2 separate regions of the Homo sapiens genome follow, and region 2 is linked to region 1. A link is an interaction called in ENCODE POLR2A ChIA-PET data of the cell type or tissue named here. Cell type or tissue: OCI-LY7. All regions are shown on one strand. Links, peaks and the distances in the headings refer to the core of each region. The heading gives the core; the rest is flanking DNA.

Region 1 (16,192 bases), core at 4,814-12,813:
TCAGTAATAAATAGCCTACCAATAAAAAAAAAAGCCTAGGACCAGATGGATTCACAGCCAAATTCTACCAGATGTACAAAGAAGAGCTGGTACCATTCCTACTGAAACTTTTCCAAAAATTGAGGGGGAATGGCTCCTCCCTAACTCATTGTATGAGGCTGACATCATCCTGATATCAAAACCTGGCAGAGACATAACAAAAGAGGAAAATTAAGGCCAATATCCTTGATGAACACTGATACAAAAACCATCAACAAAATACTAGCAAAACAAATCCAGCAGCACATCAAAAAGCTAATTCACCATGATCAATAAAGCTTTTTCTCTGGGATGCAAGGTTAGTTCAACATATACAAATCAATAAATGTGATTCATCATATAAACAGTATTAAGGACAAAAAACACATGATTATCTCAATAGATACAGAAAATGCTTTCAATAAAAGTCAACATAGCTTATGTTAAAAAAAAAAACCCTCAGTAAGCTGGCATTGAAGGAATATACTTCAAAATAAGAAGAGCCAGGTATGACAAATCCACAGCCAACATCAACTGAATGGGCAAAAGCTGGAAGCATTCCCCTTGAAAACTGGCACAAGCCAAGGATGCCTTCTCTCACCACTCCTATCCAACATAGTATTGGAAGTCCTGGCCAAAGCAATGAGGCAAGAGAAAAAAATAAAAGGCATGCAAAAAGGAAGATGGGAAGTCAAAATATCCCTGTTTGCTGATGACCACGATTCTATATCTAGAAAACCCAGTAGTCTCTGCCCAAAATCTCCTTGAGCTAATAAACAACTTCAACAGAGTTTCAGGATATAAAATCAACATACAATAATCAGTAGTGTATTAGTCTGTTTTCATGCTGCTGATAAAGACATACCTGAGACTGGGAAGAAAAAGAGGTTTAATTGGACTTACAGTTCCACATAGCTGAGGAGGCCTCTGAATCATGGCAGGAGGTGAAAGGCACTTCTTACATGGCGGTGACAAGAGAAAATCAGGAGGAAGCAACTGAAACCCATGATAAACCCATCAGATCACGTGAGACTTATTCACTATCATAAGAATAGCACGAGAAAGACCGACCCCCATGATTCAATTACCTCCCCCTGGGTCCCTCCCACAACACATGGGAATTCTGGGAGATACAATTTGAGTTGAGATTTGGGTGGGGACATGGCCAAACCGTATCATTCCTCCCCTGGCCCCTCCAAATCTCACGTCCTCACATTTCAAAACCAATCATGCCTTCCCAACAGTCCCCCAAAGTTTTAACTCATTTCAGAATTAACCCAAAAGTCCATAGTCCAAAGTCTTATCTGAGACAAGCAAGTCCCTTCCGCCTATGAGCCTGTCAAATCAAAAGCAAGCTAGCTACTTCCTAGATACAATCAGGGTACAGGTGTTATGTATATACAGCCATTCCAAATGAGAGACATTGGCCAAAACAAAGGGGTTACAGGGCCCATGCAAGTCTGAAATCCAGTGGGACAGTCAAATTTTAAAGCTCTAAAATTATCTGCTTTGACTCCAGATCTCACATCCAGGTCATGCTGATGCAAGAGCTGGGTTCCCATGGTCTTGGGCAGCTCTGCCCCTGTGGCTTTGCAGGGTACAGCCTCCCTCCCAGGTGGGAGGTCCCTATTTGAGGGTAAAGGGTGGGAGGAGGGAGAGAATCAGAACAAATTACTATTAGATACTATGCTTAGTACCTGGATGATGAAATAATCTGTACACCAAACTCCCATGACACAATTTTATCTGTATAACAAACCTTCATATGTACCCCCCGAAGCTAAAATAAAAGATTTTTAAAAGAAAAGATTGATAATACCAGATACTGGAGAAAATGTAGATCCCGTGAAACTTCAGAATACATTGCTGATGAAAGGGTGAAACTGAAATACCATGTAGCAATTTCTCATACATTTTAACACAAACCTACCTATGACACAGCAATTCCAATTCTAGGTATATAATCAAAAGATATAATTAGTATTTCTCAAAATCTTGTGCAACATTGTTATTGAGGACTATTTAATTATTTCCTAACAGCTTCAAAGTAGAAACAACCCAATGTCCATCAATAGGAAAATGAATAAATGAATCATGCTATAATAATGTAATAGAATACTGCTCAGTAAATGAATGAACTTCTGATCCATTTAACAACTTGGATAAACATTAAAACTATTATAGTAAATTTTGAAATCAAGACATAAGAAGTATATACTATATGATTAAATTAAATTTCAGAAACAGAAAAAGAAAATCAACTGTGATAAAAGTCAGAATTTTGATTACCTGAATGGTGGGGAGTGATGGGTATTGACTGGAAAGGAGCATTAGGGAAGTTTCTGGAATGATGGAAATAGTCTATATCTTGATGAGGTTGGTGGTGACACAGATATATATTCATCAGGCTGTACAATTAAGATTTATGCATCTTACCCCATGTGTTATACCGCATTTAAAAAAAAAAAAAGCAAAAGGATTCTAGCTTGAAGATGCTTTTCCTTCAGTACTTTGAAAACTTTTCTTCTAACATCCATTGATGTTGCTAAGAAGTCTCGTGATGGTCTGATTCTCATTCTTTGAAGTCAACCAGTTTATCCTTTCTAGAAGCTTGAGGAATATTCTTTAAACTTCTTGTTTTTAAATTCCATGAAGATGTCTCTAGACAGGAATCTTTTTTATTCGTCTCATTTGCCCCTCAGTATCTCTTTGCATTTCAAATCCTTGTGCCTATCTTTATCTTTGGGATATTTTTTCTATTAGCTTTTAAAGAAATTTCCATCCTGCTATGGATTGAATTGTACCCACCTCCAAAAAAACATGTTGAAGTTTTAACTCCCAGTACCTGCAAATGTGACCTTATTTGGAAATAGAGTCTTTGCAGATGATCAAGTTAAGATGGATTATTAAGGTGGGTCCTAATCCAAAAACATTTTGTTCTTACTAAAGAAGGAAATGTTGACATAAAACAGACATGTAAACACAAAGAATGCCACAAGAAGATGAAGGCAGAGATGGGGTGATACTTCTGCAAGCCAAGGAACACCAAAGACTGCTGGAAAGCCAACAGAGCCAGGAGAGAGGCATAGAGCAATTCTTCCTCAGAGCCCTCAGAAGGAGCCAACCCTACTGACATCTTGACCTCTGACTTCCAGCAACCCCAGAACGGTGAGACGATAAATTTTTACTGTTTAAGCCACTCAGATTGTGGTACTTTGTTATGCCAGCCCTAGCACACACTTCTTTTCATTAAGACCTGTTGTTCTTAAACCCTTCCTAGTCAGAAGATAAATATTTTTGAATTAAGCCTCTATGCTTCATATTTATTTCATTTTTATGTTCTCTTCCTATTTTTCTCTATGTTTTGTAGATCCTCTGCATTTATAGCAATTATACTTCATACAATTTTTAGGCATGCCAACTGGTTCTTTGTCCCTATTTCACAGCGATTTGATTCTATTTTATGGATATAATAGCTTCTCGAATCTTGTTGAGGGTACCAAAGGATTTCTTTAAAAGTCCTCTTCTATTTTCTGAATTATGTCTATTTTCTCTGATAACTGTGGTCCTTTTCTTTCATAGTATTTGTTTTCCACATGTGTTTGATCCTCCCTGGATGAGTCATATTAGTGATGAGTGTGTCTGCTTCCTCCTCTGTTCAGTAGGAAATTTTTATTTTTCCTCAGTAGTCCCCTCCTTGGCAGGGGAGTCAACCTGTAAGATCTGTGTAGGAGGGTCAGACAGTTTGAAAGATCAGCTTTATGGGCAGTGGGCTATAGGTTGAATGCCAGAAAGAGGAATGTCTTCTTCTGAGGGGTCAAAAGAGTTTCAAAAGAGGGCATGGCTTTTCCTGGATTATCTCTAGAGAAGGATCCTGGAATCAATGGCCAGGCTGCATGAAACTCTGCCTGGGTCAGGGAGCAAACAAGGCTGCTGGGCACAGCCCTTTATTCCATGCTCCCCTTTTGACCTCTTCTGTTCAGTCCTCTTTTATCATTCCTGTGGTTCCACACACTTAGCCCCTCCAGGCAGGTGGATGCCTTTCCCCATTCCAGACCCTCACAGCACATCCTGTGCTTTTCCGCTCTATTTCATTTGTCTCCATGCCTCCAACCACATTTCATCTTCTGGAAATCTCTTGCAGTCTCTCATCTACTGCAGTTTCCCTTCTTATTCTCTTTCCACTCTTGAAAAAGCTTGTATTATCATTTTAATATATCCTCTAGAGGGAAGGAGTTGATTGTGTTCAGTCTATCTTGAACTGAAATGTACGTTATTCCTTTTTTCAAAGGTAAATTAATCTATTTAGAACAACCTGATAAGATGCTAAATATGATTTAGGATATTACCCAATAGAACTCATTAATGCAGCACTGTCTCTTTATTGCAGATGATTCCCAAATCTCTACTTCCTCTATCTTTCCATCTTCCCATGTATCTGCTGGTCATTTCCACATCTATGTATACTTTTTCCCTCATGTGCCCTAATCCAAGCCCCTTCTCTACTGCCTGGGTCCCTCAAAAACCCCTTTTCCTGGCATGGCAGCTCCCTCTGTTTTTCTACTGGTTCTCCCCACACCCACAAAGACTGTATACTTCCTTTATAGTTAAGGATTCCTCTAATCCTCTCAGTTCTTGCTTTCTATTTTATTCTGTTTTGAGTGAACTCTCTGATTTAACTCAGCTTGTGCTCAGAAAATAGAGGTGACTAAATATAGTAACCTGCATATTGACTGCCTTCCTGCCAGGAGAAGGGCAAAGGAATCACCTCTCTACACCAGCAATATTTTTTCCCTTTACACAGATGTGCTGCTATACCTTAGCTGAACAGGAAACTTGTGCTGATTAAACATTTAAAGAAAAGGAAATATATTTGTCATGGGGAATAATTTAAACATATCTTTTTAAGGGTCGAATGCAAAATGCATATATTCTTAGAGCTAAAATGAGTTTCAAGTCCAGTAGATCAATTCCAATCTTTCCTGCTCTGGAGCCATTCTGCTAAAGTCCCAACCCCATCTCATTTCATTCCTTTCTTTATGTAAATATGGCACTACAAGAGCATGTAATATCGAATCATCACCATAGATAAAGACAGAATCTTCTGACAACTGAAACATATGTGGGTAGACATCATCCACACAACCCCTCAAATGCCATTGTGCCTGTGTGGTTTTAGTGCTTTTCTTATGTTTGCAATATCAGCTGTAACTAGAAACATAAAATTGCTATCAGACTGAACTCATGATAAACCTAGCTCAAGAATTTAACTTCTTTATGCTTTAGGTCATACTCATATATCTACTGATACACGATCGTACAATTTACACACAGACACTTGGAAAACGCAACTTGCTCTTACATTGTAACCTGTGGACCTCTTGGGTAGGAATAAACTGACTAGAGAACAAATCCGAAGTCTGTTAGGGAGGAGGAAGCAGAGAGAGGGGTGGTGATGGAAGGAAGGGAGGTATTTATATTCAGTGAAGTTTTGATGTTAAACAGAAAAGCAATCACAGATGGTGTCTGATTACAGTTGGATTACTGCCAACAACTCACAGGTAGATACCGCAGGAAAAATGAAATGTGACACCCATGAGAACATCATTCTCAAACTCCAGTGCCCTTCAAAGACTCAGGATTATGCCGTTTCACTGTTGCTGATTGATATACATGTAATTCTTTTTAAGAAACCTCACATACCAAATTTGAATGTATTGAATAGTTACGCTAACTAGAACATATTTCTTCACAGGAGAAGCCCCCATTTCACAAAGTGATTTTACAAAATAGTACATTTCTTTAGAAATTTAAATTCTAATATATTTACAAAATTAATTTTTCATGCAGCCTTCAGTTCATTCGATCACTCCTAAATGTTGGATGATGACTGCCAAGTCATGTTTAAAAAACACATCAATTTATGTAGAGCAAGACTAATATATAAATCAGGACAAGCCAAGATCCTGATTTAACATGGTGTCTTTTTGTTTCCACCTACAAAGGTGACAATAATTCAATTTTTGCCCCTCAATCAGTAGGGGCTGCTACTTGGCAACTGATACCTAGGTTTATTGATGACATCTTAGATTGCATCTTGATGGTCTGTGATTCTCTACCTTTAAAATGTCTTCACAAGTAACTCAAAATGGAAAGCCAAATACCATACTTTCTCAGTTATAAGTGGGAGCTAAGCTATGGGTACACAAAAGCATATAGAGTGGTATAATGGACACTGGAGACTCAGAAGGATGAAGAGGGTGGGATGAAAGTGAGAGATAAAAAAGTATATATTGGGTACAATGTCTGCTACTTGGGTGATGAGTGCACTAAAATCTCAGACTTCCCCACTTGACAATTCACTAATGTATCCAAAAACCATTTGTACCCCAAAAGTTATAGAAAGAAAAAAATAAGATAAAATGTCTTCACAAATCCCTGACAATCCACTGAAAATCAGAAATATCTAATTAACCAGCTGTTTCTCCATTGTTCATCAATGCAGTGAAGTCAGCTGGTTTCTGCTGGAATACGATGGACTTAAACTAAATATCATCAAGGAGAAGGGTGTTGGATTTTTTAGACAGTAAAAAGGAAGGTCATTTACTGCAAAAGAGAAATTCAGAGTCCTGAGATGCACCCTCAATTTCGTCAGGGTCATGTTTAAGCCAAAAGAACAATGACAAACCACCTTTCATGTCTGTGGAAAGAAAACCAGACTGTTACTATGAGTAGGGGATAATTAACATTAATTCATATAGACTATTCTATCCTAAAGAGCACAGGACTAGAGATTGAGATCCAGGGCCAGACTACCTGGGTATAAATCCTACATCTGCATTACCTTCTTATAAGCAGGGTATGTGTTTTGAAGCAGTTACTTAACCTTGCTGTGTCTCAGTTTCTTTGTCTTTAGTGGGGATAAAAATTATGCCTTTGTCATATGGTCATTTTTGGATTAAATGAGTTAAGACAAAGTGCTTGGGAAAGTGTCTGGTATAACAAGAACAACTTAAGTGCTTGCTGTCGTCATTATGACAAATACCTGCTCTATGCCAGGTGCTTTACATTAATGATCCAAATCAGTCCCTCCAGGTGGATAGTAGATATTATTAACTCTATTTTGCTTGATGTGAAAAAGGATTTCACCAGCCTGGGCAACATGGTAAAACCCTGTTTCTACAAAAAAAATACAAAAATTAGCCGGGCAGCACGGTGGCATGTGCCTGTAGTCCCAGGTACTCAAAAGGCTGAGGTGGGAGGATCACTTGAGACTGGGAGGTCAAGGCTGCAGTGAGCCTGAGTGACAGAGTGAGACCCTGTCTCAAAAAAAAAAAAAAAAAAAAGAAAAAAAGAAAAGAAAAGAAAACAGAAGGAAAATGGATTTCAGAGGCGATTTCAAGTCTTTCTAATTCCAACCCGTCTCTCATCCCAAGCAGCTAACTAGCTAACTGGCTGATTTTCTCACTTCTCAACTAGTTTTCCTAGCGTTCTATGAGAAAGTCCTGGTCAGACTTGGACAGCCACCCCAAAGATGCTCCATCTGCTCCCATCACCCTTACAGGGGAAGCAGCTAGTGCTGTCACCCAGAGCAGGGCAGCCAGCTCTGCAGGGAAGCCAGGGGACAGATGGAATGATTAGAGAGCCCTGGTCCCAACAACTTTCTCTTCCCTATTATCAGAGAGGCTTCCCGCAGTGGTTTCCAATCAGGGGTGTGATTTTCTTTTTCTTTCCCTTTCAAAATGCTTTAATTTTTTCATACCATATTTAATATTTCATTGTTTCATGTGGATGAAAGGAGAAAAGCTTGTTCTGAAAAATATATAACTCCTCTTTCAACAGAAGAGATCCATCCCAGAGCAGTGTGTTCACAGCCAGTGCTGCCAACTTCAAAAATAAATGGTTCTGATATCTTCAGAAACCACATTTTCATATTTGTTCTCTGAAGAGTGGAGAGTACTTTTTAATAAAGCTCTAGTTGTGATAAATGGTTGGCTCAAAAATAGCAGGCAAAGGCTCAGCCAGTGCAGTGGCCTAGGAGCCATCACAGTGAGTAATTTGCCTATATAAACAGGAGCACCAAGGAAGTCTTTTGTAAGACTCAACTCTTTTTGGCTGGGTGACTTCATTTTCCGTTATGATCTGATCTCACCGAAGGTGATTTGCTTGCAATTCAGACTGGCTGACTCTGGTACAAACATACCCGATCTAACCTCAAATCTAAATCAGAAGAGCAGATATTCATCTTCCCCATCGTATTACAGTATTTTTAAAACACAGTGTCAACCTAGCTTGCACATATTTATTTGTAACAAGGCTTAGGGCTTGGAAAACCTTTTTGTTTAATTTCTTACACACAGTGATTGGATATAAATTAATTTTTATGACAGAAGTATACATGTTTAAAATCAAAAGCAATCTCTTGCTGCAATAAATGGGGCCTCCAGATGTTATCTCAAGCAAAGAAGAGCTAGGAGAAGTTAAGTTGGCTATATAGAAAAAAAAATGACAAATGTCTTCATCTTACCTCTCTGAGCTCCTCAGACCTTCAATCCAGCTCTCCACCATAGGTGACTGGAGGCAGCTGGTCTCACAAAAGGCTCTGAGGTAAGTACTAATCATTGACCTAAGTGCTGCTTGAGCCTTCTGAATCACAGGTGAAGTCCTTTAGAATACTGCTTCATGTAGGGGAGAAGAAGTGTCTTTATAGACTGACAATTGATTAAGGAAAAAAGGCCATGTGACCAAGCTAGAGAATGCCTGATAACAGGTGCTATTTGGGCAGACAGCAAGAGAGAAGGTGTAAGGGTGTTGCCTTTCCTTTTACAGGCACTGTTGAGAGAGTGCTGAGTTCTTTTCCAGCTAGAGGACCTGATGTACAGAAGAATACGGAAGAAGAGGCCTAGTCCACTCCTCTCCACTCCTCCTGCCCCCTACACATTAATTAGTTAGAACTCTGTGCCTTGGGGATCAAATCTCATTAGCTTGCAAAATGTAGAAGATCATTCTCAGTCCCTAGCTCTAAAGAAGGAGGATGTGGTGGATGTTTTCTTTCTGCTTTCTAGATGCACTCTCTGCCTTCTTCTCTCTGCCTTGTATCCTGGGAGATGAAACTGTTATGAATTGTATCAGTGGGCTCCCTTGCCCTCTGGCTTCCAATTGGGCTCAGTTAATGGGAAGCATCAGCAAGAGACAAAGGAAGACAGAAGATAAGTGAGATTGAGGTATTGATTCCCTGAGCCCTTCCCTGTGGGGTCACTGCAGGTTGGCTCCCTCCTTCAACCCACAGCACAGCTCCTGTTTGATCCATCTTCCGGGGATAGGGATCAGCCTTAGAAAGGACACTTTCTGACCCTCCCACTGTGACCAGACAGGAGGAAGCAAAGTTACATGTGATGTAGTTGTGGGTAGGAGTGTCAGAAAATTGAGAGAGCTCACATGATAGCATCCTTTCATCCCACTAAAGAAGGAGGCAGATGCATTCTTGATACACAGGAGAAGGAGATAGTAGAGGTGAGGGTTGAAGGATATGGGAAAAATTGGAGAGTTGACACAGGCATAGTATGATTGAAGGCATCTTTAAAGACTGTATAAAATTAGAAAACATTTTGTATAGTGTCAAGCTCCATGTGTAGCCCTCAGAGCCATGGAAGTGGGAGCAGAAGTGGCAAACATTCAGAGAATTGTAAAGTTAGGAGTTCACCAGGCAGAGGAGCTGGGAAAAAAAGACACTGAGGACTTGAAGACTTTAGCAAGAGAGTGACCCCAAAAATTTGCCTCAGGGTCATGATGGGAAAGAAGATGATGTGGAGATGACACTTGAAGGAACAAGCGAGTGGAGATCACAAAGAGACTGAAGAGCAGATGTGGTGAGAATAACAGAGAGAAGGGGACGAATATGGAACTGTGACTAGGAAGCGTGAGGTTTGGATGGAGGGAAGTAGTTCCCCAGGAGCACAAATTCTAGGGTATGATCACAGAAATGGAGTGGAAGTCATTAGAGTTCAAAAGGTCAAAATTGGAAAGTGTTTTTCATCCAGAATGATAACAGATCAGAATGACTGATGCCTAATCTTCAGTAGCTTGGAACGAATGAAGGGTAGGTGGTTGATGACAATGAGGGTAGAAGATGGATGATATGAACTTCAAAGGAACTTGTTTTGGGGCGTAAGCAGGTGGGGTAATGGTCTAAAAGCAATACCAGGGAACGGGAGTGTGCCCACTCTACCCCCTGACTCTAAAGTACGTGGAGATTGGTCAGCTGCCTCTCAATAAAGCTTCCAGGAAAGCAGCACTCAGGGGAGGACCAGGTTTCAGCATAGACAGGAGATGAAAGAAACATTTAATGATGAGGTCAAGGAAGTGGAAAAAGCCATTTGTCACAGATCAAGCATGCAATGGAATAAATTAGGATAAGGAAATTAGAGAGAAGTTGAGTTGAAAGAGAGATGGCCAGAGCAGCATACTTTTTAGCTAGTGGCCTTAATAGAGATGTAAGGAATGATGGATTTGGTTAGCCTTGTGTGATCCACATGGACTCAGTACAGCAGTATCCTGGAAGAAGGCCAGGGGAAAGCAACACACCCAGTTCTCTCTGGGAGAAGTTAGATCAGACTACAGGATCGATTGATCATGGAGGAATTTCTCATCCAGTGAGCAGGCTTGGTGAGGATTAATTAATCTGTTGAATACTTACTACAGTGGTTCTCAAACTTTTTAGTCACAGAACCCCCTTTATAGTCTTAAAAATTATGGAGGCTTCCAAAGAGTTCTTGTTTGTCTGGAATATATCTATTTATATTTACCATATTAGAAATTAAAAGTAAAAAAGGTTTAAAATATTGATTTATTGTGTTATTATAAAATAGTAACAAACCCATTTCCCATTAACATAACTATCATTTTGTAATAAAAATTAACTTTTTGAAAATATTTGTTTCAATGGGAAACTATGCATTGTTTAGAGGACATTCCTTCTGGGTTACCAATGTCTAGTCTTTCTTTTCTTTGAGCTGTTTTATAACTGTAAACTGTAGCTGGCTATTAGACATGCAAATTTTGTCTGATAAAGACTAGATTGGAAAACCCTCTTTGCCCCTATTTACAATTTATTTTAATCTACCTTTACTCCATATAAATTTCAGTTTAGCTTCTTATTTGAACTGTTTGTAATATCTGCCTAATTCCCTCATTGATTAATGAGTTGAATAAAGTCATTAGCCCATGTTTATTTTTACATCTGTATGAGAGTCATGATTTTACTTTTCTTTTGAAAATTACTTTCTAACAAATTGTATTTTCTAAAACAAAAAAGTTAATGAGAAGAGTGGAGTTGTTTTGTACTTTTGCAAATCTTTTTAATGTCTGGCATAAAAGAAGACAGCTGGTTTCTCATATCTGCTGCTACAGTCAATCTGCTGTAGATATGTTGTTTTAGTTGAAGTATATGAAGAAAATCTGGCCTCTCACAGATATGTATTTGGAAAAGGGAGTAGAATTTTAATAGCCTTTTCAGATAACTGTGGATATTCTTCTTTAATACTGCATCAAAACTTGCCAAGTTGTAATTTTTTTACAGGTTAGTTGCAATGTCAAATCTGAAACCATTTTGATGAATTTTAACTGGATCATCTTCCACTCTGAAAGGATCTGTTACCCGTGCATGATTTTCTAACATCATGCATTGGTCACTTGGAAAGTATTGGTTCACTGAGTTATGCATATCTTCCAAATGTTGGCACATTTCATTATATAATAGAAAAAAACATCACATTGTTAACATCACCATCAATTTCGTTTTAAAAGGCCTTAAACATTAGGACTCTGTCAAACTTACAGGTGGATGTGTTTCTAAAATGCCAATTTCCACTTGAAAGCTTGAATTTTATCACTGGCGACAAACACAGTGAGTTGTTTTCCTTGAAGGGACAGGCTCTCTCACTCATTCTTAAGAAATATTTGCCAAATATTTAAGTCTAAATAACCATTGTTTGCTTATCAGTCATTCAAGTAAAAATGGCATTTCACAAAAAGTGGCTGGTCTAGGTTACAACTCAAACAAGTGCCTTTCCTCAAGATAACCACCATACTTCAATATGCAGCAGAATTATTTGATGTGTACTTCTCATTTTGCTACAGACTATTAAAAAGACTTACACTCAAGGCTTGAGATTTAAAATTAATAATGTTTACTGTTTCACCAAGGATACTCTAAAGTGAAACTGACATTTTCTTTTACAGTGAGTGGGTGGCAATGAAAAATCCAACTACTACTAGCTTGATTGATAATTGCGTTGATTGATTATAAGGTGCCAAGTTTTATCCAGTATTGCTTTTGCATCATCAGTGCAAATTTCAATATGGTGAAAAGATTAATAATGTTTTGATACTATTATGAAAGTACTTTTGTGTTTGCAGACCCCTTAAGAGGGTCTTAAGGACTTCCCCAGGGTCCACAAACAACTTTGAAAATGATGGTCTTCCCAGAATCTCTTGCATATCTCCTTTACTAGAGGAACTCGTACCTCTGAAGTGACTTCTTGGCTGGTGTGTGAGCTGCTCTAGGATGAGTTCATCTCTCTTTCTCTGGGGCTAGGCATAAGTAAGTTACCACTGAAAGTTTGTTAGAAGAAGTTCACCAGAGTGGGGCTGAAAAGACAGAGGGATCAACTCCACCCAAGGAATCAGAAAAGGTTTAAATAAGATGACATTAAAGTGAATTTTGAAGGGAGAAAAGGAGTTTGACTGGTGAAAATGGCAGAGAAGAGCATTGTGGTTAGAAGGAACATAATACATTCATGAGACTTTTGCCATATTTCGTTGATTTGCCAGATGAAGATACCCATTATGCTGATGGACATGTAAGCCTTGTATTGTGATACACATTTAGGTTAGAGAGAGATTTGAGAACCATCAAAATATTGGCATTAGTTAGAATCATGGCAGTGGATGTGATCCCATAGGAAAAGTATGTAGAGTGAGGGACAGTGAGGGTAGGGTGATGGAAATCTTTCAAAAATCTCTTCTTTAAAGGTGGACAGAGGAAAATATAACAGCAAAGGAATCTTTTGAAAAAGACCAGTCAGAAATTGGGTTTGGGATTCTGCAGAGAGTAGAATCCTGGAATCAAAGGAGGAAAGAGTTTAAGGAAGAAAATGGTGTTGCAAAGTGTCAAGAAGCTTATGGACATCAATATGAAAACTGCCTATTAAGAGTTGGTAATGATGAAATGATTGGCAGCCTTTGCTTGAACAGCTTAATGTAAGCAGCGAGGTCGGTCAGAAACCACATTACATGAAGTGAAGAGTGTGTTCAAGGATGATAAGGGGGGTGGGAGGAAAGACTGTTAATGGCCCTTAAGAAACTTGGCTATAAAGAGAAGGTCATAGTAGAAGAAGAATATAGTTTTAGAGGAGTTTTTTCTTTTTTAATGTAGGAAATATGTGTATATTTATAACCTATGGGACATGATCTATAATAAAGAAGACAATGAAATTAAAGAAAAGAGGAACTAATAACGAATGGGTTTTGAAGGAAGAGAGAGGATAGCCTCCAAAACATAGTAAAAAGGCCGGGCACTGTGGCTCATGCCCGTAATCCTAGGACTTTGGGAGGCTGAGGCAAGCAGATCACTTGAGGCCAGGTGTTCGAGACCAGCCTGGCCAATATGGTGAAACCCTTTCTCTACTAAAAATGTGAAAATTAGCCATGTGTGGTGGCACACGCCTGCAACCCCAGTTACTCAGGAGGCTGAGGCAGGAGAATCACTTGAACCCAGGAGGCAGTTTGCCATGAGCCAAGATCATACCACTGCACTCCACCCTGGGCGACAGAGCAAGACTCCATCTCAAAAAAAAAAATAGCAAAATAAAACCAACCAAAATGCTAGGAAGTGATACCTCTTCTCTGAGACTGGGGACAAACACAGAAACAGTAAGTTTACATATGTAGAGCAAGAGAGTTGAATATTTTCACATCTAGTAACCTCTGTTCTCTTTATAAAATAGAAAGCAAGTTGTCTCTTTGCAGTGAGGTTAGTGGAACACAGGAAGTGTCTTAACCTGGATTGCTAAGAATTCCTCCTCACCCACCCTCACACACACACACACAATGAAGTAATAGAAAATTAGTGCTTTATCATGTGTGTTTGAGGGTGAGAGAGGAGGAATTCCCACAATTCCAAGAAAGCAGAAGAGAGAAAAAAGGGAAGCAAGACAGGGAATCATGTCCAAGAATAGTCCAAGAACAAGGATGAGAAGGCACGTTACTGAGATAGTTGTGTTTGCTATCAAGTATAACTGATTATGTGACATCAGAGGTCCATCTGCAGAAGGCTGTATGAAATATCGCAGGACCATCCTGGAAGGGAGTGAGAATGAAAAGGAAATCATTTTTCTAGCAGCTCCTATCTCCATTGGTTAATGGTTTGTCCCAGAGAGTGTCCACTCCCCCGCACTACTAGTTTGCTAACACCTCAGTGCCTAGCAGGTTCCCAGGGAAGCCCCAGGGTGGGAGGTGAGCTACTGAGTCCATGAGAAGATGGTGGGTGAAACTAAGAGCAGATGGTTGCAGTGGTGGCTGGGGCAAAGCTGGGGACCCACGACAGAGGGCAAGCCAAGAGGTACTGGCATGATGTGTAAGAGGTGCCTGAAACAAGAAGTTAACTAGAAAATAATAGTGAAGACTTCAAAAGTCAACTGCCCATTCTAAAAACGAGCAGCACTGATGCACATTAGATTACATACATTCATATTGGCAATAATTTGAAAGACTAGGTTATTTTCTCCAGCATTATCAAGTAGTCCAGATATAAGAATGATGAAATTATATTGTAGGGTTTAGAGTGGAGATTTCTTGGATAGGATTAGTAGAAGGTAATAGGAGATGATGTTGCAAGTGAGAAATGAAATGACCCTTCATAAAAATTTGAAGAAGATGAAGAAGGAATCATGTCCAAGAGTAGTTCAATAATGTCAGAGGAATGGACTGGAAGTCCTAACATACTTGAAATCTGGTTTAGTGGGATTGAAAGGATATGAAATTTAGGTTATGGAACAGCACAGTGGAATTTACTATTTTGGAAGTAAAATTCACTTTGGTGAATTGACAAGAGCCATTCTTGAATTATAGGGATGAATTCATAAAGTAGAATCAGAATGAAAATCCCTGACTTTAAATCAAGGATGTTGGATATTAACCACATGGAAGTTTCTCAGGATGATAGTAAGAGATGAGGAAGGGAAGTGAAGCATGATGCCAGAATTATCAGGGAATGTAGGAAATTGAACTTGAGGCTGGTAGATCCAGTGACAAGAAGGTAACATTCACTAATTCTATTGTCTAGCAGTGCTGAGTATCAACAGCATGCAGGGCACCACACTAGGTGGTGGGAACATGGATGAGTGGAGAGTCCTCATAATCCCATAGGGAGACAAACAGGAAAACCAATACTGTACTACAATAAGTTGTGTGTTTTAATGAAGTTACGTACATCATGCTAGGGAAGTCATAGTAGCTGAATCTTGAACCTGAGTCTTGAAGATTAACTGAGAGTTTTGCAGATGAAGAAAGAAGGAAAGAGAATTCAAAGCAGAGGGAAAGACATACTCAATGCCACTGAGAAGCAGATTCAGCAGAAAGAGACCAATAATTATTGATGAATGTGATTATTTTGACAACTTAAAAAATATAATGATTATGTGTTGACTGTTTAGAAATTTGTCCAATTTTAAAATTTTTGTTGGACTGTACACATCTACATATCAATATGTAATTTAATTATAAAAGTAATTCACACACTCCATCTGTTTATTTTCTTGGCATTCACATGTTTTCGCTCTCTGGAGCTCTGAAGAAGGATTACAGAAGTCAGTTCCAGGTCATCCATCTGGTCTCAAACCCCAAAGGGTGTGATAGGAGATAACAGGTCTCTTCAGGACAAGGACTGGGTGCTCTGATCTGGGATCAATAAATTACAAATGTCCACTCTGGAGTACTGAAGATGAGCATAAGAAAGTTGTAAATGAAAATCAGGGTATTATCTTTAGAATTGTCTGCTTATTTTAAATGGTATACACTGGTCATTTCCCCTTTCTTTTACTACTTTTGGAGGAAGATTAACTCATTGTATTTTTATGGCATTGGTAGCACTTCCAGTTTTTAGAGAAGCAACAAA
Region 2 (16,192 bases), core at 3,119-11,118, 60 kb before region 1:
CAAGAGAGTTTTGAATTAGTTTTTAATTTTCCAAATAAATAATCATGTCATCTGTAAACAGAGACAGTTTTATTTCTTCCTTCCCCATCTGCATATATTTTATTTCCTTTTCTTGTCTTATTGTATCAGCTAGAACTTCTAGTACGATATTGAAAAGGAGTGTGAGAGGAGACATCCTTGCCTTGTTGCTGGTCTTACTGAAAAAGCTTGAAGTTTCTTATAATTAAGTATAATGTTAGCTGTATGTTTTCTAAGTGTTTTTAATCAAGTTATGGAAGTTCCCCGTTATTCCTAGTTTGCTGAAATTTTTTTATCATCAGTAATAGATGTTAGATTTTGATAAATGCTTTTTCTGCATCTATTGATATAATCACATTTTTTTTCTTCTTTAGCCTATTGATACAATGGCTTACATTAACTGATTTTCAAATGTTTTACCAGGCTTGCATACCTGGAATAAATCCCACTTGGTAGTGGTTTATAATTTTTAAAATACATCTTTGGATTCTACTTGATAATATTATGTTGAGAATCTTTGCATTTATTTTCATGAGAGATATTGGTGTGTAGTTTTATTTTGATGTCTTTTTCTTTTTTGTTCTTATTAGGGCAATGTTGGCCTCATAGAATGGGTTAGAAAGTATTCCTTCTTCTTCTATCTTCTGAAGGAGATTGTAGATTGGTATAATTTCTCCTTTAAAGGTTTGGTAGAATTTACCAGTGAACCCATCTAGACCCAGTGGTCTCTGTTTTGAAAGATTATTAATTATTGATTTAATTTCTTTAATAGATATATGTCTATTCAGATAATCTATTTCTTTTCGTGTGAGTTTTGGCAGATTTTGTCTATCGAGGAATTGTTGCATTTCATCTAATAGGTTATCAAATTTGTGGGCATACAGTTGTTCATAATATTCTTTTATTTTCCTTTCAATGTCATGGAATCCATAGTGATAGTCTCTCTTTTCTTTCTCTTAATCTGTATCCTCTCTCTTTTTTTCTTAGTTAGCCTGGATAGAGGCTTATTAATTTTATTGATATTTTCAATAAACCAGGTTTTGGTCCTGTTGGCTTTCTCTATTAATTTTCTATTTATAATTTTATTAATTTCTGTTCTAAGTTTTAGCATTTCTTTTTTATGCTTACCTTGAATTTAATTTGCTCTTTTCTTTATAGTTTCCTAAGGTAAAAGCATAGAGTACTGATGTTAGATCGTTCTTCTTTTCTAGTATATACGTTTGATGCTATAACTTTCCCTCTAAGCACTATTTTCACTGCATCTCAGAAATTTTTAATGTTTTGTTTTCATTTTCATTCAGCTTAAAAATTTTAAAAATGTATCTTAAAATTTCTTCTTTGACTCATGTATTATTTATACATGTATTATTTAATCTCCAAGTATTTGGGGGGATTTTCCAGCTGTCTTTCTGGAAAAAAAAGAAATTTATTTCTAGTTTATTTCTCTTGTGGTCTGAGAGCAGACACTGTATAATTTCTATTATTTTAAATTTGTTAAAGTGTGTTTTATGGCTAAAAATTTGGTCTATCTTGGTAAATGTTTCATGTAAACTTGAGGAAAATGTGTAACTGGCTGTTGTGGGATGAAGAAGTCTATAGATGTAAGTTATATCCAGTTGATTAACATCCAGTTGTTGAATTCAGCTACGACCTTAGTAGTACTTTACCTGCTTGATCTATTCATTTTTAACAGAGTCATGTTGAAGTCTCTAAACGTAATAGCGAATTAATCTATTTCTCTTTGAAATCTATCAGTTTTTGACTCATGTATTTTCATGTTCTGTTGTTGGATGTATATTCATTAAGGATTGTTACATTATCTTACAGAATTAACCCCCTATATTACTATGCAATACCCCATTTATTCCTGATAATTTTACTTGTTATAAAATTGGCTGTGCCTCAAATTAATATGGCTACTGTCCCTTTCTTTTTATTAGTGTTAGCATGGTATATCTTTCTCAAATCCTTTACTTTTTTTTCCACATCAAGCAGGTATGATAGTATGCCAACATTGCAAAAAGGTTTGAGAGAAGTGCATCTCACACATGAGTGTCAAAAACCCAGTCATCACGCTTATGAACCCCAAAAGGATTAAATCTTTTACTTTTATTCTGTGTGTCTCGTGGGCAACATACACTTGGCTCTTGTTTTTTGATCCACTCTGGCATTCTCTTTTGATTGGTGCATCTAGACCAGTGATTATTCATATAGTTGGATTAATATCTACTATATTTGTTACTGTTTGCTATTTGCTATCCTTGTTTTTTGTTCCTATTTTTGTCTTCTACTCTTTCTGCCTTTTGCGGTTTTCAGTAAGCATTTTATATGATTATTTTTTCTCTATTTTTTTTTTTTTTTAATTTTTGAGACGGGATCTAGCTCTGTCACCCAGGATGGAGTGCAGTGGTATGATCTGGCTCACTGTAGCCTTGAACTTCTGGTTCAAACAATATTCTCACCTCAGCCTCCTGAGTAACTGGAACTACAAGTGTGCACCATCATGCTCAGCTAATTTTAAATTTTTTTTTGTTGAGACAGGGTTTTGCCAGGTTTGCCCAAGCTGGTCTCGAACTTCTGGGCTCAAGCAATCCACCCACCTAGGCCTCTGAAAGTGCTGGGACTACAGGCATGAGCCACCATGCTTGACCTTCTCTCCTTTTTTTAACATATCAGTTACACTTCTGTTTTCTCACCTTTTTAATGTCTGCCCTTGAGTTTGCAATATAAATTTACTACTAATTCAAATATATTTTCAAATAACACTACACTACTTTAAGGGCAATGTACTTACCTACAGTAATGAAATCATCCTCATTACCCCCCTCACCCCTGGTATCATTGCTGTCATTCATTTCACTTACACATAAACAAATATAATCATAAGCGTATATAAGTAAGAACATGTAATCAAATACATTGTTGCTCTTATTATTTTAAATAAATTGTTATGTTAACTCAATTAAGAATAAAAAAGTTATTTTATCTTCACATGTTCCTTCTTTGATGCTCTTCCTGTCTTCATGACTATTCAAGCTTCTGACATATATACTTTTATTTCTCTCTACAGAACTTCTTTTTAACATTTCTTGTAAGGCAGATTTACTAGCAAAAAATTTCCTCAATTCTTGTTTGTCTAAGAAAGTCTTATTTCTTCACTTTGAAAGATAATCTTATGAAATACAGAATTCTAAGATGTTGCTTTTTTTCTCTCAACACTTTAAATATATTTCACCCCACTGTCTTCTTGCTTGCATGATTTCTGAAGAGAAGTGGGATGTAATTTTCATCTTTGCTCCTTTATAGATAAAGCAGGGTTTCCCCCCTCTGGTTTCTATCAGGATTTTTTCTTTATCTTTGATTTTCTGTAGTTTGAATATGATATACCTAGGTGTGGGATTTTTTGTGTTTGTTGTTTTGTTTTGCATTTATCTTCTTCGCAGTTCTATGATCTTCCTGGATCTGTGGTTTGATGTCTGGCACTAATTTGGAAGAATTGTCAGTCATTATTGTTTCAAATACTTCTATTCTTGTCTCTCTTCTTTCTCCTTCTGGTATTTTCATTACACATATGTCACACCTTTTATAGTTGTCCCACACTCCATGGATATGCTGTTCTGTGTTTTAAGTAAAAGAGAGAGGATCTCTGCTTTTCAGTTTTGGAAGTTTCTGTCAAGGTAACTGCAAGCTCAGAGATTCTGTCCTCAACCATGTCCAGTTTACTAAATAAGCCCATCAAAGGCATTCTTCACTTCTGTTACAATGCTTTTGAACCATAGCATTTCTTTCCAATTTTTTCTTAAAATATCTATCTCTCTGCTCACATTGCCTATCCCTTCTTGCATGCTATCTACTTTATCCATTGGAGCCCTTAGCATATTAATTACAGTTGTTTTAAATTCCAAGTCTGGCCAACAGCAAACAGAGATTGAACAAGTAAAAACACAACAAAGAAAAGCCCAGCACCCGATGGCTTCACAGCGGAATCCTACCAACTTTTCTAAAAAATAGAGCTAGAGAGGATACTTTGAAACACATTTTATAAGGCTAACATCACCTTGATACCTAAGCCAGACAAAGGTGTCATAAGAAAACTACAGGCCAATTTCTCTGATGAATATTGGTGCAAATATCCTCAATGAAATATTAGTAAACCAAACCCAACAACACATCAAAAAGATTTTACATCATGACCAAGTAGTATTTATCTCTGGCATGCAAGGCCAGTTTAACATTGGCAAATTAATCAATATACTACATCACATTAAAAGAATGAATGATAAAAGACACATGATCATCTCAATTGATGTGGAAAAAGCATTCAGCAAAGTCTAATGTTCTTTTTTGATTAAAACTCTGAACAGTTTAGATATAGAAGAAAAGTTTCTCAACACGATAAAGGCCATTTATGAAAAACCTACAGCTCACATTATAATCAATGGGGAAAAAATGAAAGCCTTTTCACTAAGTCTGGTCCAAGACAAGGATGTTCACTCTCACTTTTATTCAACATAGTATTGGAAGTACTAGCAAGAACAATCAGACAAGAAAAATAAATAAAAGGTATTCGAATAAGAAAGAAAAAAGTAAAATTACCTCTACTGCAGATGACATAATCTTACATATATTAAAAACCCCAAAGATCCCATGAAAAACTGTTAGAACTAAAAAATAAATTCAGTAAAGTTGTAAGATACAAAATCAACATAAAAATGAGTAACATTTTTATATGCACATAATGACCTAACCAAAAGAGAAGTCAAGAAATAGTACCATTTATAATTGCATCAAAAAATACCTAGGAATAAGTTTAATAAAAAAGGTGAAAGAAATATACAATGAAAACTATAGAACACTGGTAAAATGAATTGAAAAAGACACACATAAATAAACGGAAAAATAACTTGTGTTCATAGATTGGAAGAGTCAATATTGTTAAAATGTCCATACTGCCCAAAGCAATATTCAGATTCAACAGAATCCCTATCAAATCCCAATGGCATTCTTCACAGGAATAGAAAAAATTTGTTTTAATGCTATGGAGCCATAAAAGACCCAGAATAGCCAAAATAATTTTGAGAAATAAAACGTTTGAGGCATCACATTTCTTGATTTTAAATTATATTACAAAGTTATGGTAATCAAAACAGTATGTTACTGGCATAGAAACAGACACATAGACCAATGGGACAGAATAGAGAGCCCAGAAGTAAATTTAAACATATATAGTCAACTCATTTTTGACAAGGGCACTAAGAAGACACAATTGAGAAAGAATATTCTCTTCAATAAATGGTGTTAGGGGACGGATGCAGTGGCTCAGGCCTGTAATCTCAGCACTTAGGGAGGTTTAAGCAGGAAGATTGCTTGAGGCCAGTAGTTTGAGACCAGGCTGGGCAATTAAGTGAGAGCCCATCTCTACAAAAATTTAAAAAAGTTTAGCTGGGCATGGTGGTGTGTTCCTGTAGTCTCAGCAACTTGGGAGGCTAAGACAGGAGGATCTCTTGAGCCCAGGAGTTTGTGGTTGCAGTGAGCTATGATCACACCACTGCACTCCAGCATGGGTGAGAGAGTGAGCCCTTGTCTCTAAATAAATAAATAAATAAAGCTGGGAATACTGGATTTTCACTTGCAAACGAATGGAACGGAACCATTCATTATCTGACACCATACACAAAAATTGCTGAAAATGGATAAAATATCTAAACATATGACCAAAAACTATAAAAGTCTTAGAAGAGAACATAGGGGAAAAGCTCCTGGACATTGGCCTTGGAAATGTCTTTTTTCTTTTTTGGATATCTCACTAAAACTCAGGCCAGAAAAGCAAAAATTCACCAGTTTTGAGGTACCAGTTTTTTTTTGTTTGTTTCCAACCAAAGTTTTTGCAAAATACAATACAAATCTATTTTTATATCATGTCACTATCAACTTGCTACAAACGTTTATAAATGCCTAATCTTAATTTCTAATCTCATTGGAAAGTGTAAGAACTAATATCCACTACAGTTGCTTACTGTAGAAACTGGCTTCCTAAACACATGTAGTATAGGCTTTATTTCCTCCCTGCCTCACTTTTCCACTTCCCTACTGGTATTTTCTAGGATCACCTCCCAAATAAACTACTTACTCTCAAATGCTTGCTTCCACTCTGTTTCTAGGAAAATCTAAACTGAAACATTAGAAAATCCAGCTGAAGTATCAAATATAACACTAACAGGAGTGGTTAGTACTGAGTCAATAAATAAATTAGAATGTTCTCTTTTACTCAATGAAAATGAAACTCATAAGCTCTAGTTGTTAAACCACTGACTACAATCTTTGAAGTTTAAAAAGAAAGAAACTAAAAACAAACGTCAGACCCATAATTTATTCCAAAGTAGGGGGAAACCTGATCTCAGGATCCTGATTATATGCTACTACCATCCATCTGGTGAAGGGTTGCCATTTTCTTTGTGAGTTATGTGATTTAATGATTTCTTTTATAATATCACAGTAGGCCATCAAAACAATAACTATTTTTTTCCTTTGGCTTAAATAGAGGCTTCTAATTGAACATGAAATGTTTCTACATCAGTTAACATAAACAGTCTCTTCCTTTTTGTCCTAAAATGCCCTTTCTTATCCTGGTGCTTAACTATAATCCTTCAATTTTTAAAAAAAGAATGAGCCTAAGCTCCAGAGTGCAAAAATATCATCTAGTTTAGCTTGGAGTTTTTAAAGGAAGTGTACCCCGGATGAGTTATTGGCATACTGAAATTCTTCTTTTTAGTTATAATGTATATTATATAGAGAAATTCAGAAAGATTTTAGCATCATGTAATGGGAAGTATATGACTTTTGAGTTTTAATCCTGACTGCTCTGGCTTGAATTCTGATTTTGTCAGTTACCAAATATGTGATGTGTAAGTTTCTGTAATGGATTTAATGATTCTAAGTATTTCCTAGGGCTGCTGAGATGTTAATGAAATTATGATCTATTTGAAAATATCTGGCACAATTGAAGAGATAAATCAAAAATTATTTTAATGTCGAGTTTTACGCTGATTTCAACAGTTGGGAAGAAGAACATAGAAAAGGAGAAATTATACTGAGGAGTAAAAGATAGTATTTCAGTAAAGATGAGAATGATTTAGTGCTGGTGTTGTTTATTATTGTTCTACCATACGAACCTTAACAGTCCCCCTTCCCTCTTCTTCTTCAACCAAAGGAACCTGCTCAGATGGAATGTGGTATATTAATCAGGAACCTCTCTGGCTTTCTTTGATTGTGCTCTGTGGAATAAAATGAAGCTCAAAAAATGAAAGAAAAAAATCAAAATAATGTCTCCTGCATATGAGGCCACAGGACACTCAATGTAGCCATATCATAAATCATCAACAGGAAATACCAGTGAAGATCTATATCTCTAGGACAGCTTGGCTTGTTAAAAATATCTAATGCCACCATTATAGCAACTCTTTAGTTCCTCTTTTCCTTTGTTCAGTGGTAATTGTCCTTCTGCCGAACAATTCATCTCTCCCAGAGTTGTCTCCTGACTAGGAAATGTGTACAACTGGCTCTGAGTTATGGATTCTCAGCCTGGAAAACCCTTCATTGCAGTTCAGCAGTGTTTAAAGTTAAAGTGAAGAGCAACCAAAAGCATAGAAGAAAATAAATGGCCCCTAGAAAAGTCGGTTGAATAAAAAAATGGATGTTGATGAAAATATTTTCACTTCCTCCTGTGTTTGATAAAGAATAAATAATGAAAGGACTAGTTTTAGAGAATACTCATAAAAATATGACAACAGTGATGAAAAGGCCATGAGCATGACAATTTTTTTTGTTTTAAAATGTTAATATCTTTTTTTATTATTATACTTCAAGTTCTAGGGTACATGTGCACAACGTGCAGGTTTGTTACATAGGTATACATGTGCCATGTTGGTGTGCTGCACCCATCAACTCATCATTTACATTAGGTATTTCTCCTAATGCAATCCCTCTCCTAGCCCCACACCACCCAACAGGCCCCGGTGTGTGGTGTTCCCCGCCCTGTGTCCAAGTGTTCTCATTGTTCAATTCCCACCTGTGAGTGAGAACAGAGCATGACAATTTTAAGAGCTCAAATGTAGTTTATCGCAGCCTTCTGCAATCATAAATAGGTCACAACGGAACCTTCATAATATAGTTTAAAGCCAATGAATTAACATGATTATGTTTTCAGTTTTACCAGCTAAAATCAGTGTCCTAAAAAACAATATACAAGCTACAAAAATGGTCAGTATTTGATACACCCACTAGGACTACTCATAGCTGGGAGGCTGTACTGAAACTTTAAATGTTTTAGTCCTTCTCAAGTTGGCAGTTAAATCTCCCACTGGAGATCTGTTTATGCACAAAAGAGATTAAGAGATTTAGCTCAGAATTTGAGGGGGAAAAACAGAACAAAATGCAAAGGCTCAGCCCAAAGGAATACTATGAGTGAATAAAAATAAAACAAGTAGCATTAATATTCTGATTTTCCTTCCTATACTACTTATGGATCCCTTAGAAATAGAATACACAAAGAAACATTCTGATAACAGGAAGAATTTGATGTTAGCTTACCAAAGGAAAAAAATTAAAAAGCAGAGAACAGGAAGCATTACACGAGGATTAGGGGCAGTAGGTATAATAAATATCTTCCCCGATGAGGTGTGCAATCAAGCCTTTTTCTCGATTTGTAACTACAAAAGCAAGATGGATTTTCTGACTCTCGTTCACAGCAGTTTGTGATACAAAGATAAAACTCAACTTTTCAGGGACTAGAACACGTGCAGTTTAACTAAAGCTACCACTTTGTCTTCCATAGGACCGAGGCAGCATCAATAGAAAGCAAAGCAATACTCTGTGGATCCGAAGCATTCAAGTTCTGTTTAAAATTCATATAGCAGCTCTTGAATTCTTGACCATTTAAGTGGTCCCATTCAAATTCTCTTTTCCTGTCTGGTTGAATCCACTTAAACTGATAGCCAGTGCAGTTAATCATCTCAAGTCAGTACCTGCACTCTTAAAGGGGCGTGACCCAACATGATTTAATGCTTCCTCTTGGCCTCATCTCTTCTTTCTTTAACGGTCACTCCTGGCCTGGTAGTTGGAAGTCCAGAGAGAATCCCTTCTGTCCCTTGAGGACAATAACAGCACTGAGCCTTGTTAACAGCAGCTTGCAATCAGTCACTCCCAGTCTGCTCTGGAATACTGGGGGACCAAATTCAACCAACCAAAAACTAGAAAGCCCTGCTTGGGTGGCAGGTGTGAAAGTTAGCTCTTCAATTTTGCTATTTGTATTAAATTCTCTTTAATACAAATGAAGAGTAACAAATGCATTAATTTCATGCCACAAGTTTGAATTTGCTTTCTGGTGCTGACAATGCAGCGGTTTCCAACACCATATACAATCTCTTATCTTACAGGCTATATTTTTTTAGCATATCTTAGATACAGTGTTTACACAGAGGTAAGACTTTAGAGAGGTTCAATTCATGCAGGTAGGAAACAAAGCCCATGCTTGAGCGGTTTGCTTTTTAACTCATAGTCCACAGTTATTCCTGGAGCCTCTGCTCAGTTCTCAGCTGAGATCTGCAAAGCTGTTGATGCTTTTGCCTGCCGGATGTGTCCTTTTTACTTCCAACAGGAATTCCTTGTTAACAGTCCTGGGAACATGAAGCCAGAACCCCATAGACCTTTTCTCTAGTTTCTTTTGTCACATACTGCTCTATAATTTGGAGAATCTGGTCATGTGCAGCACATTTAGCCAGGGCAGATGTTTCTTGCCAGAATTCCCAAGGTTAAGATTTAAGAAGGTTTGGTTCAGCCCCTTAACATTTATCTCCTCATATTTAGTCACTGAGTTTGGCAGAAACATCTTTTCCAAGTGTTCAAAGGAAAAATAAAGATACAGCTGAAAGCTCAATGCTTCCAATACTAATCATTCATTCATTTTACCTCTTGTAAACTTCTACACCCAAAGTGCTAAACTAGATACTCTGATAATTAAAATAAAGACACACCAATCTTTGTCATAGACAAGTGAAATAAATGATCGAGGGGATGACAATAGGGACAACAAACCATCCAACATGAAAAAAATGCCAAGACAGTAGAAGATTGTGGCTTCAAATGATTAAGAGTTAGAGAAAGACTGAGGTCTCTGCGACTTGTCAAGAGACACTTATGAGAAAAGGTGAGACTGCGAGTAGGGAGGATTTTTCAGTTGGTGGTGCTTAGAGAAAAGAATGAAGTCCTGGTGACCATTTAGAGTTTTGGACTTGGATAAATCTGGGTCAAGTTCTGGCTAAGCCATATCCTAGTTGTCATTTTAAATAAATTGCTCAACCTCCCTAAGCTTTAGTTTCTTAATCTGTAAAATGAAAAATCATAATATAAATTGTATAGTATTGGTATGAGAAACAAAAGAGATGAAGCATAAATGTTAGCCAGTGTTATATAAGTGCTAGTTAGCTAAAGATGCAGGAGCAGGGATGCATGAGACCTAAACAAAAGCCATTTGTCAGCCTGATGGGGTCAGAGACAACAATGCTGAGAGGTGATCTTGAAAATTTACGTCGAGGCCAGTTAAAAGTGAGCCTCAGATATCCAGCCAAGGAATTTATGTTTGGAGATAGGAACTCATGAGGAGTTACAATTATGTGGGAAATATGATAAAATAAATGTTTTTGAAGTCAGGCTAGAGGGATGAAAAATGGTAGCCAAACTTTTTGACACCTTACTCTGTGCCAGGCACTGTATTAAGTGCTATAAGTGCTATCTGATTTACAGAGGAAGATCAGAGAATGGCTGAATCATTACGGAAAGGTAAGGGGCAATGGGAGCAATATAGCAGTAAGGGGGTGAGAAGCTCAAGAGGCATGATGGCTATAGAGGAAGAGAGATGGAGAAATATGGTAGATACCTGGAATGGGGACAGATGAGAGAGAAGGGTCTTATGTGGCTGATACCCTAAAGCTAGAGAGCATGATTCCTTAATTGAAATGAAAGCAATAGAAAGCAGATGTTGTGCCTAAGAGAACCTCCTGCTGACTCTTCTTTTTTTTTCTGTCTTGGTTTAGTTCTTCAGCCTCCTCTACTCCAGCTTTTCACTTGTCTTTTTTTGTGTCATTCGAAAGGATTCAGTTGAGTCCCTTGCATTTTTTTTTTTTTTTTTTTGACAATGTGCATGTCCCAAGGCCCACTGCTTTCTTTTTTTCTTTCAGTTGTTGGTTTCCACCACTCATCCTCCAAAGTGATGTAATTGATCTTTTGATTCTGGAGTTTGCACTATATCTTCAGGTCCAAGTTTTACAAAGTACGTGTGAAAAACCCCCCAAAGGCAAAAATACCTCAGAATTCACGTAGGATCCACTGGGAAAACCATTAATATGATTTCTAACTTCCCAGAATAAGAATTAAAAACCGATAATACAGGTTAGAAAAAGAGTAAGAAAAAAATGTTTTTGAGCTGAGAAACGCTCTGGGCTTTTCATTCCACAAGAATCCTTTTATAGAAAAGTCATAAAGTAGTGAAAATAGAGGTTTGTTCCTGGTTACGTGGTAAGTGATAAGATGAGTCATAATTTTAATGAACATGTGGCACACCCATTAATTATCCTTGGATGTGAATGTGACCAGGTGGGTTTGCCATAGCTTGACGGTAGATAATTTCAATCACTGCTCTCCCGTCCTTGTAACTACAGTTCTCAAGAATCTAAATGACCCATACTAGATAAAATTCATTTCGTGTTTTAAAAAAACTTCACCTGCATATTTAAAACACTTAGATTTAAAGCCATACAGAGAAAATTACAGAGTACCGCTCAGTAAAATATGGGATTGAAGTATAGTAATGGAGAAAGTGGGGAGAAAAACAACTGGGAATTCAGAGCTACGGAAGTTAAAACTATCAGTGGAAACTCATGTTGTCATGGAAACCTGATGCAATTGAGGGGCCAAGAAAGCCACTGCTTAGCGATAGCACACGGAAAGGTTCAGATGCTATTCAGAACAACTGGAATTGTCTGGGCAGATGACTCTCCCAGAAATCAGTAATTGAGTTAGCGAGGCTCTAAAATTTACAAATAAGAGATCTGAATAATGAAAGTAAAGAAATGAGAATTTAGGTAGTCCCAACTAGGAAAAAAAATAAATACCTTGGCACATGTAGTACTAAGTGGAAAAGAAACAGGTGAAAAAACCCACCTAGGACCAGTGATAAAAAATTAAGGATAACACATAATTTATATGGAAAAGGGAAAATGGCAAAATCAGTAAGGAACATGCTGTCACTGTAGTATTAAATACACTACAGTGTGTAAATTATTAATATATTTATCTCCCCAAAAGACTGTGAGCTTCTTTAGAAAGGGACTGGACATGTTTATCTTTACAACCCGTGGGGCCAGCTTGGAGCACCCAACCAATATTTGGTGAATGGTAATAATCCTACTATTTATTTTAAAATGGACAGTGATACAGTCACAGTAGCAAGTATATAGCTTATTTCACCCAGTCCTCACCACATCACTGATACCATATCACCATTTTTCAGGGGAGGCAATTCGAATCTCAGAAAGGTTAAGTAACTTGTCAATGGTCACAGAGCTAGGAAAGAGCCAAATGGGGATTCAAACCCAGGTTTATTGACCTCAAAGCCCATGTTCTTTACAATATGCTCCAATGAATAAATAAAAAAGAAGACACTTAAAAAGTGAACTGGGGAAGTTAGGCTAATAGCTACAGTGCTGTCATCATTAGGTTTAGAATTGAAAGGGAACCTAAAGACTCTGTCGGACCCTTTATTTCATGGATGAGGAGACTGAATTTCAGGGAGGCAGGGCAGTTTGGTCTCTAAAGTCGCATTTTGTGTCTTAAACACGCCAGTTCTGCTTCCAAAGAATTGCTCCCTGAGTCGGGCTCAGATACACTCTTCTAGTCTTTATGTGAAGGACTAGAAATCACGGGTTTATGAGTGAGAAGAAAAATGAGAACACGTTGAAGCCGGCCTCATACAGTCAGTACAAAGCACATTATGGAGATCTGTGCAAACACAAGACTATTTTTTACTTCTAGCAGTCTAACTCCTCATGATGACAGCATGCTTCTTTGCTGTTTTTGCTTGCTTCAATTCACTTTTAAAACCAAAGCTGATCTTTTTCTATTAAACTCTCTGATTTCCTCCTGTTCATTTAAATAGAATTTCTCTAGAAGTAAGTGTCAAAAGTGTAGTGTGTTTTCCTGAATAAACAAAAGTAAAATAACTTTCAAAAATTTAAGGCAATCCACTTGTTTCTCCAGTGAAGAAAATGATGGTGCTTTTGTTCCATTGCTAGAGATGTAGGCGTCCCCTAAGAAACTTACCACTCTCCAGGGCTCTCTCATTTGTTGAGGGCTCATGAAGGTCACATTTATGAACTGATGCAGAGAGTAAAGGTGGCAGCTGACAAATCCTATCTTGGTCTCTCACTGTAACCTGCTCTCCACTACCTTCGGCATATTTTCCAACTAGAAAAAACCTATTTATAGAATTCTCCTCATGGGAAATAGAAGATTTTTAAGAAGAAAGCCTGTCCTTCAGGCTTATGGGCATCTAAATTTAATAGATTGATTAAGGTTCCATAACCTTGGGCTTTAGGGCATCCCACAGCCCTCTGCATTGCCCATGGCTAAATCAGCAGAACTGAATAACAGGATACTTACTGGGATTTTTGTGCTGATTGTTGGGGCTCTACTGTTGGTAGCTCCATTATTTACTCCCTTCCTTCACCCACTATGCTCTCCGGGGAGCTCTAAAGTCAGCTTCTAGGAGCAGAACCAGGAAGGACCCAAGAGTTTTTCCCAAAATAATGACACTAGCACTGAATAAAACTGACCTAATAGAGCTCTTTGGAGAGACAGTTTGAAAAATTTGTAAATTCCAGCCATTCCTAAAAAATGATCTTGCTACCATGCATTTCACAGCATACAACCCTCAGTGAAATGCCGTAAACCCCCATTATAAAACATCTTGCCATCGAAGGGGTTATGCCGCAGACGAGGCCACACAAGGCAATACTTGAAGTGACTTGGAGAATAAAGATTTTGGATGGATGAAAGCAGAGAAGGAGATGCTAAAAGTGAAATAGAGAAGCTCTCTAGGTAATTCCGTAAGCTCAAATATTTACTAAACATCAGCCATAGTCCAGGTACTGTGATATGTCTGGGCTTAGTGCCAACATACATAACACAGACTCTCCCTGGGGGTGCTCAGGGCTGAAAACTAGCTCTTTTTTCTCAAATGAATTTTTGATAATGAATAAAATAGCATATATTAAGTAACTCAGAAAGTTGATAACATAAAACTTTGTTTAACAAGTACAGTCATGGGAATCTGCTTTTCTCCCTATTTATAACTCCACTTCACAGTTTTTCAAATGATATCACTTTTTAAATATCACCTTGGATATTTAAAAAGGAATTTCTGAAGTCCCAACAAATTATTCCATTCTTAAGTTATGAGTTTTATGAGAAAAATATATACAGACATACTTCCTAGATAGAGTGGGTTCAGTTCCAGACCACTGAAATAATGTGAAAATCTCACAATACAGTGAGTCACACAAGTTTCTTTGGTTTCCTGGTGCATAAAAAAGTTATGTTTACACCATGCTGTAGTCTATTAAGTGTGCAATAGTGTTATGTCTTTAAAAACCATGTACACACATTAATTTCAAAATATTGCTAAAAAGTGCTAACAGTTATCTAAGCCTCCAGTGAGTCATAATCTTTTTGCTGTAGAGGGTCTTGCCTCTATGCTGATGGTCGTTGACTGATCAGGGTGGTGGTCGCCAAAGATTAGAGAGGCTGTGGAAATTTTTTAAAATAAGACAACAATGAAATTTGCTGCATCAGTTGATTTGTCCTTTCATGAAAGATTTTTCTATAGCATGTAATGTTGTTTGACAGCATTTTACCCAATTTTAATTCTCTATCAAAATTGGAATCAAACTCCTCAAACCCTGTCACTGTTTTATCAACTAAGTTTATGTAATATTCTAAATCCTTTGTTGTAATTTCAGCAGTGTTCACAGCATCTCTACCAGGAATAGGTTCTATCTCAAGAAACCGCTTTCTTGTTCATCCATAAAAAGCAACTCAATGTGTTTGAGTTTTCTCAGGAGATTGCAGCAATTCAGGCACATTTTCAGGCTCCACTTGTAGTTCTAGTTCTTTTGTTATTTCTAGCATAATTTTAGTTACTTTCTCCACTAAAATCTTGAATCCCCAAAGTCATTCACGAGGGTTGGAATCAGCTTCCTCCAAACTCCTATTAATGTTGCTGTTTTCATCTCCTCCTATGAATCACAAATGATCTTAATGGCATCTAGAATAGTGAATCCTTTCAAAAAGGTTTTAAATTTACATTGCCCAGATGCACTGGAGGGATCACAATCTATGGCAGCTATAGCCTCACAAGATATGTTCCTTAAAAAAATAAGACTTGGAAGGAGGAATTACTCCTTGATCCATGGACTGCAGATTGATGTGTTAGCAGGTGTGAAAACAATATTAATCTCCTTCTAAATCTCCATCAGGGTTCTTGAGTGACCAGATCATTGACAGTGAGCAATATTTTGAGACAAGTCTTTTTTTGGGGGCAGTATGTCTCAACAGTGGGCTTAAAATATTCAGTAAACCATGCTATAAACAGATGTGCTGCCATCCAGGCTTTGTTGTTCCATTTATAGAGCACAGGCAGAGTATCTTTAGCATAATTCTTAAGGATCCTAGAATTTGGGGAATGGTAAATGAGCATTGCCTTCAACTTAAAGTCATCAGCTGCATTAGCCGCTAACAAGAGAGTCAGCCTGTCCTTTGAAGATTTGAGGCCACACATTGACTTCTCTTTTTTACCTATGAAAGGCCCAGATGGCATCTTCTTCCAATAAAAGGCTGTTTCATATACATTGAAAATCTGTTGTTTAGTGCAGCCACACTCATCAGTGAACTTAGCCATATCTTCTGGATAATTTTCTGTAATTTCTATTAATACATTAGCACTTCCTGCTTTACCTTGCATGTTTATGTTAAGGAGACAGCTTCTTTCTGTAAAGTTTATGAACCAACTTTTTCTAGCTTCCAACTTTTCTTCTGCAGCATCCTCACCTCTATCAACCTTCTT

Evidence for each region. Peaks named below come from ENCODE experiments on the same cell type or tissue, not always from the same donor. Only the 100,000 strongest peaks of a DNase experiment are listed, where the experiment ranks them.
Region 2: POLR2A ChIA-PET joins it to region 1 with 10 read pairs; 2 of 35 experiments call an interaction of 5 or more read pairs at or near these places.

Annotation. Positions count from the first base shown.
Region 1 is chr9:75,604,830-75,621,021 of GRCh38, reverse strand. No RefSeq gene overlaps it. Among named protein-coding and RNA genes, the nearest start is that of PCSK5, 280 kb to the left of the region's middle. In OCI-LY7, for the core only: no CTCF peak of the experiment used is centred there; DNase peaks (open chromatin) are centred at 5,561 and 8,121; H3K4me3 peaks cover 2,626 bases; H3K27ac peaks cover 5,465 bases.
Region 2 is chr9:75,662,828-75,679,019 of GRCh38, reverse strand. It overlaps the pseudogene LOC124902351. Among named protein-coding and RNA genes, the nearest start is that of PCSK5, 220 kb to the left of the region's middle. In OCI-LY7, for the core only: no CTCF peak of the experiment used is centred there; a DNase peak (open chromatin) is centred at 7,479; H3K4me3 peaks cover 717 bases; H3K27ac peaks cover 1,014 bases.